3 separate regions of the Homo sapiens genome follow, and regions 1 and 3 are each linked to region 2. Evidence: read pairs that join two places in POLR2A ChIA-PET (ENCODE). Cell type or tissue: OCI-LY7. All regions are shown on one strand.

Region 1 (2,500 bases), 260 kb before region 2:
TCCCTTTTCATGCATATTCACCAGACACAAGACCCCTTGGCCCTCATCATGTTTTCCCAGCATCAAACCTTTAGACGTATTTAATGGCCCAAGGCATTCCAAGAATGAATATATTTGTGTGTACACAAGCAACCAACCAAAGAGATGGTTAATGTTTCATAAGACTGCCTAGTCACATTGTTGACATCTGAAACATCTTCTAATTTAAGACAGAGTTCAGTTACAGCAGGAAGTAGAGGGGACATCACTAAAGAGGTTGGAGGTATAGATTCATGTACACTGAAGGTGGAAGGTTAAAGTGCTCAGTGGAGAAGTCTGGGAGGGAACCCAGTGACAAGTCATTGGATTAGGAGAGAAGCACAAGTACAAAAGGGATAAAAGTACAAAAGATAACTAGATTGGCTTCCATCTTGGACGTGACCAAGAATAATGGAAGGCATGATGACTTTGGTTGGGACTGCAAGATTTTAAAAAAAAATTAATACCAAATATCACCCAATTGATAAGAAATCAGTAACTTGTTCTCTAGGGATTAAGGCTCAAAGGCTCAGGTGGATGCCCCTTTAGGAAGCAGCTTGGACCTGTGGCTCTGTGAGTTCCCCGTTAACAGAGCTATTCAAGTTGAACAATCCCTCAGCAAGAGACATTTAGAGAGGATTTCAGCACGGCTTGGATTAAACGCATGGTTCTAACAGCTATACGTCTGAATCCCCTGGGAAGCTTTAGAAAAACGCACGTGCTGGAGTCCCACACCCACCCAGAGATAACTCTTCTGATTCAGTAGTACTGAATTGGGCTCTTGGTATTCAAATTTCTACAAAGCTCCAAATTTCATTTTGGCGCACACCCTCAGCTGACAATCTGAATGAAATCCTGGTACAAATGGCTACCATTTGTCATCATATGCATTCCAACAGGATCCTAAGTATAAAGCATTAATAGTCAAAATACCCATCCATGTTAAGGGGTATTTTCCCCACTGTACAGGCAAAGACTGCTCAAAATGATAGAATGATACATCCAAAGTTACACAGGCAATTGTGGGATGGCCAGGAGTTTAAGGCATGTCAGTCATATTCTTTTCCCTACACCCACAGCTTCTCGAAAGTTGGCCGGGCACAGAGGCTCACACCTGTAATCCCAGCACTTTGGGAGGCCGAGGCAGGCAGATCACTTGAGACCAGGAGTTTGAGACCAGCCTGGCCAACATGGCAAAACCCCATCTCTACTAAAAATACAAAAATTACCCGGGCGTGGTGGCACATGCGCCTGTAATCCTACTACTCAGGAGACTGGGGCACAAGAATCACTTGAACCCATGAGGCAGAGGTTGCAGTGAGCTGAGATTGTGCTACTGCACTCCAGCCTGGCCAACAGAGTGAGACTCCATCTCAAAAAGAAAAAGAAAAATGCTGTTCCAACTCTGAAATTCTATAGTCCCCGTGCCTCCCATCTCAGCTTACTCTCCTCTGCTTTTGCACTCACACCTTCTTCTGCAGGTGCACTCTTTCACCCTCACACTGAGCAAAGTCCTTCCCCGTGCCTGATCTGCTCCATTACTAACAAAGGGATCCTGTCTTCCTCTGAACTTTTAAGATCTATGTTCATTCGTTTATTTATTCCTGTCTATTGAGTGCCTATTACATGCTAGTCATTATAGCAGTGAACAAAGTGGGTAAGATTTCTGCCCTCATGGAGCTTAGGGAGAGCCAATAGGCAAAAAATAACAATAATAATAAGTCAACACATAACTGTGATTGTGGCAAATGTTATATAGAAATAATAATAACAATTATTATTAAGTGATAGGATGGGGAAAACTTCCATTGTTGTTGTCGCTGTTGTTGTGATCTCACTCTATTGCCCAGGCTGGAGTGCAGTGGTGCCACCACAACTCACTGCAGCCTTGACCTCCTGGGCTCAAGAAATCCTTCCACCTCTGCCTCCCGAGGAGCTGGGACCACAGGCATGTACCACCATGCCCAGCTAATTTTTCAGTTTTTTGTAGAGACGGGGTCTCTCTGTATTGCCCAGGCTGGTCTCTTACTCTCGGACTCAAGCAATCTTACCGGCCTCAACTTCAAAAAAACTTTTTTTGTTTGTTTTTTGTTTATTTTTGTTTTTGTTTGTTTTGAGACAGTCTCACTCTGTTGCCCAGGCTGGAGTGCAGTGGCACGATCTCAGCTCATTGCAACCTCTGCCTCCCAGGTTCAAGTGATTCTCATGCCTCAGCCTCCCAAGTAGCTGGGACTACAGGCATGCACCACCACACCCAGCTAATTTTTTGTAGTTTTAGTAGAGATGGGGTTTTGCCATGTTGCCCAGGCTGATCTTGAACTCCTGAGCTCAAATGATCTGCCTGTCTCAGCCTCCCAAAGTGCTAGGATTATAGGCGTGAGCCACCATGCCCGGCCTACAATCTTTTTTTTTTTGAGATGAAGTCTCACTCTGTCACCCAGGCCGGAGTACAGTGGTGCAATCTCGGTTCACTGCAACCTCC
Region 2 (2,500 bases):
TTTTTTTATCCCCCTGAGATTTCTTTCAGGAAGTGAGTTAGGAAGCCCACTTGATTTTTCTTCAGATGGCTGCTCATTTGTCCTAGCAGCATTGACCTAAGAGTTAATCTTTTCTCTTCTGCTCGAAATTCTACCTCTGTTGTATATTAAATTCTTGCACATATAGCGCTCTGTTTCTGGACTTTCTGCTCTGCTACTTTAGTCTCTATTCATGTACCAGTACCAGACTGTTTACTTAATTAATTAATTGAGACAGGGCCTCGCTCTGTCACCCAGGCTGGGGTGCATTGGCACCATCATAGTTCACTGCAGCCTTGATCTCCTGGGGTTAAGCAGTCCTCCCAGCTCATCTTCCCAATTAGGTGGGACTATAGACATGCGCCATAATGCCTGGCTATTTTTAAAAAATTTTTTTGTAGAGGAGTCTCACTTTGTTGCCCAGGCTGGTCTCAAACTCCTGGGCTCAAGTGATCCTCCTGCCTCAGCCCCCGAAGTGCTAGGATTACAGATGTGAGCCACTCTACCCAGCCCAAACTATTTTAATTGCTCTAGTTTTACAAAATGTTTTAATATGTGGGAAAGCTAGTTCCCACCACATTTGGATTATTTTTCAGAATTTTCCTGGTTATACTTGGGTATTTATTTTTCCAAATGAAGTTTAGAATAATTTGTATAGTTTTTTGGAAACAGTTGTTCTTCCTTTTACTAAAAATTTCAGTACTTTTACCTGATTTTGGGGTACCAGAGAATTTTAGTAAATTAAACTGTAAGTTAGCTCTTCATCAGCAAGTTTTAGCCATCTATCAATAATACTAAGAAATTTGGAGCCTTCTTTGAAGTGCTCTTGCCTTCTATATTCTGGTACTAATGCTTTGGAGCTGGAGGACTTCTTACTGGCACAGATCAGGGTTATGTTTGCTTTTTTTTCTGCCAATGCCAGAGACTCTGAGTGAGGAAGAAAATGCCCTTTCTCCTACTGGGAATCAATCAAGCTATACTCAAAGCAAAGAGATATGGCTTTTTTTTACAGCAATAGTTGGGACATTTTCTTGTAAATACTTACATTAAAAATCACTTTAGCCTGTGGTCCCAGCTACTTGGGAAGCTGAGGTGAATCACTTGAGCCCAGGAGGTTGACGCTGCCATGAGCTGTTGAGGCTGTTGTGGTAAACTGAGGACCAGAGAGACCGATATTGGGAAGACAGGAGGATGTTTATTTAAGGTACTCACCGGCTCAGTGGATTCACATCCAAAAAGCTGAGCCTTGAACAAAAACAGAGTTTAGCTTATATAGGCCAGCATACAAGATCAAAACAAAGGCAGTAAATTTTACAGTGACAAATCACGTAATCCATAGCATAACTGCTGACCTGGCACTAACCTGTGGCCTTGCATAGCTAGTGGCCTAGCAGCTGCATCGAAAGAAAAACAGGAACTTTGCAAATCTTACTAAATACAAGCATTGGCAAACATAGTCATAACTAATAGTACAAGAGAGACAGTAAAGGAAATTGTTTTTCGTCTTTTAACCTTGCTCAGGGGTGTCTGGAGTTCATTTCTGCAGGCTAGGTCACCACGACCTGTCTACAGCCTTGCTTGCAGTAGTGAAAAACTTGTGCAAGACTGTCAAAAGAAAAACACAACAACAACAACAACAGAACCACTTTAATATTTTATGTATACTACCTTTTGTATGAAAAAAGGAAGGGATAGTTTTTCACATACATAGAGTGTTTTATATATATATATGTTTGCTTATGTTTGAAAAAAGTACAAAAATGATAGGCCAGAAATTAATGAAGCTGGTCACCTATAGGTAAGAGATCAGACTTCTTTTTTAAAAGTTTTTAAGTTTTATTTATTTATTTATTTTTTTGAGATGGAGTCTTGCTCTGTCGCCCAGGATGGAGTGCAGTGGCGCGATCTAGGCTCACTGCAACCTCTGCCTCTTGGGTTCAAGCGATTCTCCTGCCTCAGCGTCCAGAGTAGCTGGAATTACAGGCATGCACCACCACACCTGGCTAATTTTTTTTTTTTTTGACAGAATCTTGCACTGTCGCCCAGGCTGGAGTGCAGTGGCGCGATCTCAGCTCACTGCAGCCTCCACTTCCAGGGTTCAAGCAATTCTGCTTCAGCCTCCCGAGTAGCTGAGATTACAGGCACCTGCCACCACGCCTGGCCGATTTTTTTTTTTTTGTATTTTTAGTAGAGATGGAGTTTCACCATGTTGGTCAGGCTGGTCTCAAACTCCTGACCTTGTGATCCGCCCACCTCAGCCTCCCAAAGTGCTCGGATTACAGGCGTAAGCCACTGTGCCTGGCCAATTTTTGTATTTTTTAGTAGAGACGGGGTTTCACCATGTTGGCCAGGCTGGTCTTGAGCTGACTTCAGGTGATCTGCCCACCTCGGCCTCCCAAAGAGCTGGGATTACAGGTGTTAGGCACCATGCCCGGCCAATTTTTTTAATTTAATTTTTTTTTTTTAAATAGTAACATGGTCT
Region 3 (2,500 bases), 65 kb after region 2:
ATATCACTTCAGCTCTCTGAAACAGTTTTGTCACCTCTTACTTTCCTTGTGTAATTATTGTGAGGAATAAGAGTGATGGTACATCATATTGTACATTTGATGCAGGAAGCTCCCTGTAACTATTGGTTGCTGTAGTTATTATTATCTTAAATTTTCTACATGGTAAAACTTCTTGTCTGCATATAATAATGTCTTTCAAGGATGATTTCTGGCATATATTTTAATACACTGACTTGAACTTCCAGGAGGTTCATTAAAACTATTTTATTTTAATTATCCTTATTTTATTCTTAATTTTAATGAGAAAATCTTCAGATTTTACCATAAGTAAGGTGTTAACATTTGTATAAGATGGACATTTTTTTAATCAGAGAAGTTAGATTGGTATCTATTTTTAGTGTAATAAACTTGTTACATTTTAAATATGGTAAATGGGTACTTTTTCTATTCTTTCTTTCACCTCTTTCTTTCTTTCCTCCTTTCTTTCTTTCCTTCTTTCTCTCTCTTTTTATTTTTTTATTGAGACGGAGTCTTGCTCCGTTGCCCAGGCTGGAGTGCAGCGGCATTTTCTTCTTGGCTCACTGCAACGTCCGCCACCTGGGTTCAAGCGATTCTCCTGCCTCAGCCTCCTGAGTAGCTAGGATTACAGGCTTGCCACCCAGCTAATTTTTTTTTTTATTTTTTTATTTTTAGTAGAGACAGGGTTTCACTGCGTTAGCCAGGATGGTCTCGATCTCCTGACTTCATGATCCACCCGCCTTGGCCTCCCAAAAGTGCTGGGATTACAGGCATGAGCCACCACACCCAGCCTCTCTCTGTGTTCTTTTCTTTGAAGGTTTGAAATACCTACTAAGTCATTTGGGTCTTTTCTGAAGTTATTTCTTTCAAAACTTTTATTTTATTCAATTATAGGCTTTTTAAAAAATAAAAACCCAAATTATCCATTTGAAGTTTCAAAACCTGTTTGAGTTGACATGTAGTATTTCACTTACACAATTTTTTAAAGTTTTCAAACTGTTTTATCTCTTTCCTCTGTTTTTTTTTTTTTTTTTTTCTTTTAAGACAAAGTCTCACTCTGTCTCCCAGGCTGGAGCGCAGTGGCACGATCTCGGCTCACTGCAACCCCTGCCTCCCAGGTTCAAGCAATTCTCATGCCTCAGCCTCCTGAGTAGCTAGGATTACAGGTGCACGCCACCATGCCCAGCTAATTTTTGTATTTTTAGTAGAGACGGGGTTTCACCATGTTGGTCAGGCTGGTCTCAAACTCCTGACCTCAGGTGATCCACCCACCTTGGCTTCCCAAAGTGCTAGGATTACCAGCATGAGCCACCACGCCCAGCCTCTTTCCTCTGTTTTAAAAATTATTTTTCTTTTTTCTTGATTAGTTGCTGATTTTGTGTTATCTTATTTTTTCTCAAAAGCACCAGACTTTAAATTTTATTTCATTTTTAATTCTACAGCTTTTCTCTTTTCTGATTATCTTTTTAATAACAACTCGAGATATAACTTATATATACCAAAAAATTCATCATTTTAGGCCGGGTGCGGTGGCTCATGCCTGTAATTCTAGCACTTTGGGAGGCTGAGGCAGGCGGATTGTCTGAGCTCCGGTGTTCAAGACCAGCCTGGGCAACATGGCGAAATTCTGTCTCTACTAAAAATACAAAAAATTAGTCGGGTGTGGTGGTGCACATCTGTAATCCCAGCTGCCCAGGAGGTGGAGGTTGCAGTGAGCCAAAATCATGTCACTGCACTCCAGACGGGGTGACAGAGTGGAACTCAGTTTCAAAAAAAAAAAAATTCACCATTTGGAAGTGTCTAGTGATTTTTAGCATCTTCCCAGAATTGTGCAACCATCTGATTCCTTACTTTTTTTACTTTTGGTTTATTGTTTTCTCCTTTCTGCTTTCTTTGAGGTTGCTTTTGTTCCTGTTCTTACTTGTTGGGCTAATACTTTATTGTTATTTCTTTTAAAATAATGAAATAAAGTTTGTGCATTTATCCCCTTAACATAGCTTTGGCTACATCCAATCGATTTTGTTATATACTTTACTCAATTTTGATAGCATTTTAAATTAGTCTGTATAGAAAAGCTTAGTACGGGCAGGGTATAGGGGCTCACACCTGTAATCATAACACTATGGGAGACAGAGGTGGGATGATCACTTGAGGACATGAGTTCAAGACCGGCCTGGGCAACATAGCGAGACCCCCCCCCCATCTCTACCAATAGAAAAAAATTAAAACATTAAAAATTTAAAAAGACAAGTTTAATACAGAAGTATAAAAAAAGCATAGAACAGGCCAGGTGCCGTGGCTCATGCCTGTAATCCCAGCATTTTGGGAGGCTGAGGCGAGCAGATCACCTGAGGTCGGGAGTTCAAGACCAGCCTGGCCAGCATGGTGAAACCCTGTCTCTACTAAAAATACAAAATTAGTCGGGTGCAGTGGTATGTGCCTGTAATCCCAGCTATTCGGGAGGCTGAGGCACAAGAATCGC

The links. ChIA-PET counts read pairs that join two places held together with the same protein. Peaks named below come from ENCODE experiments on the same cell type or tissue, not always from the same donor. Only the 100,000 strongest peaks of a DNase experiment are listed, where the experiment ranks them.
Region 1: POLR2A ChIA-PET joins it to region 2 with 10 read pairs; 12 of 35 experiments call an interaction of 5 or more read pairs at or near these places.
Region 3: POLR2A ChIA-PET joins it to region 2 with 20 read pairs; 6 of 35 experiments call an interaction of 5 or more read pairs at or near these places.

What each region holds. Positions count from the first base shown.
Region 1 is chr9:112,125,980-112,128,479 of GRCh38, forward strand. The region is part of intron 5 of SUSD1 (sushi domain containing 1); the gene reads right to left. Among named protein-coding and RNA genes, the nearest start is that of SUSD1, 48 kb to the right of the region's middle. In OCI-LY7, no CTCF peak of the experiment used is centred here; no DNase peak of the experiment used is centred here.
Region 2 is chr9:112,383,471-112,385,970 of GRCh38, forward strand. The region is part of intron 1 of HSDL2 (hydroxysteroid dehydrogenase like 2); the gene reads left to right. Among named protein-coding and RNA genes, the nearest start is that of HSDL2, 4.6 kb to the left of the region's middle. In OCI-LY7, no CTCF peak of the experiment used is centred here; a DNase peak (open chromatin) is centred at 1,421.
Region 3 is chr9:112,448,046-112,450,545 of GRCh38, forward strand. All of the region lies in intron 8 of HSDL2 (hydroxysteroid dehydrogenase like 2), which reads left to right. Among named protein-coding and RNA genes, the nearest start is that of KIAA1958, 38 kb to the right of the region's middle. In OCI-LY7, no CTCF peak of the experiment used is centred here; no DNase peak of the experiment used is centred here.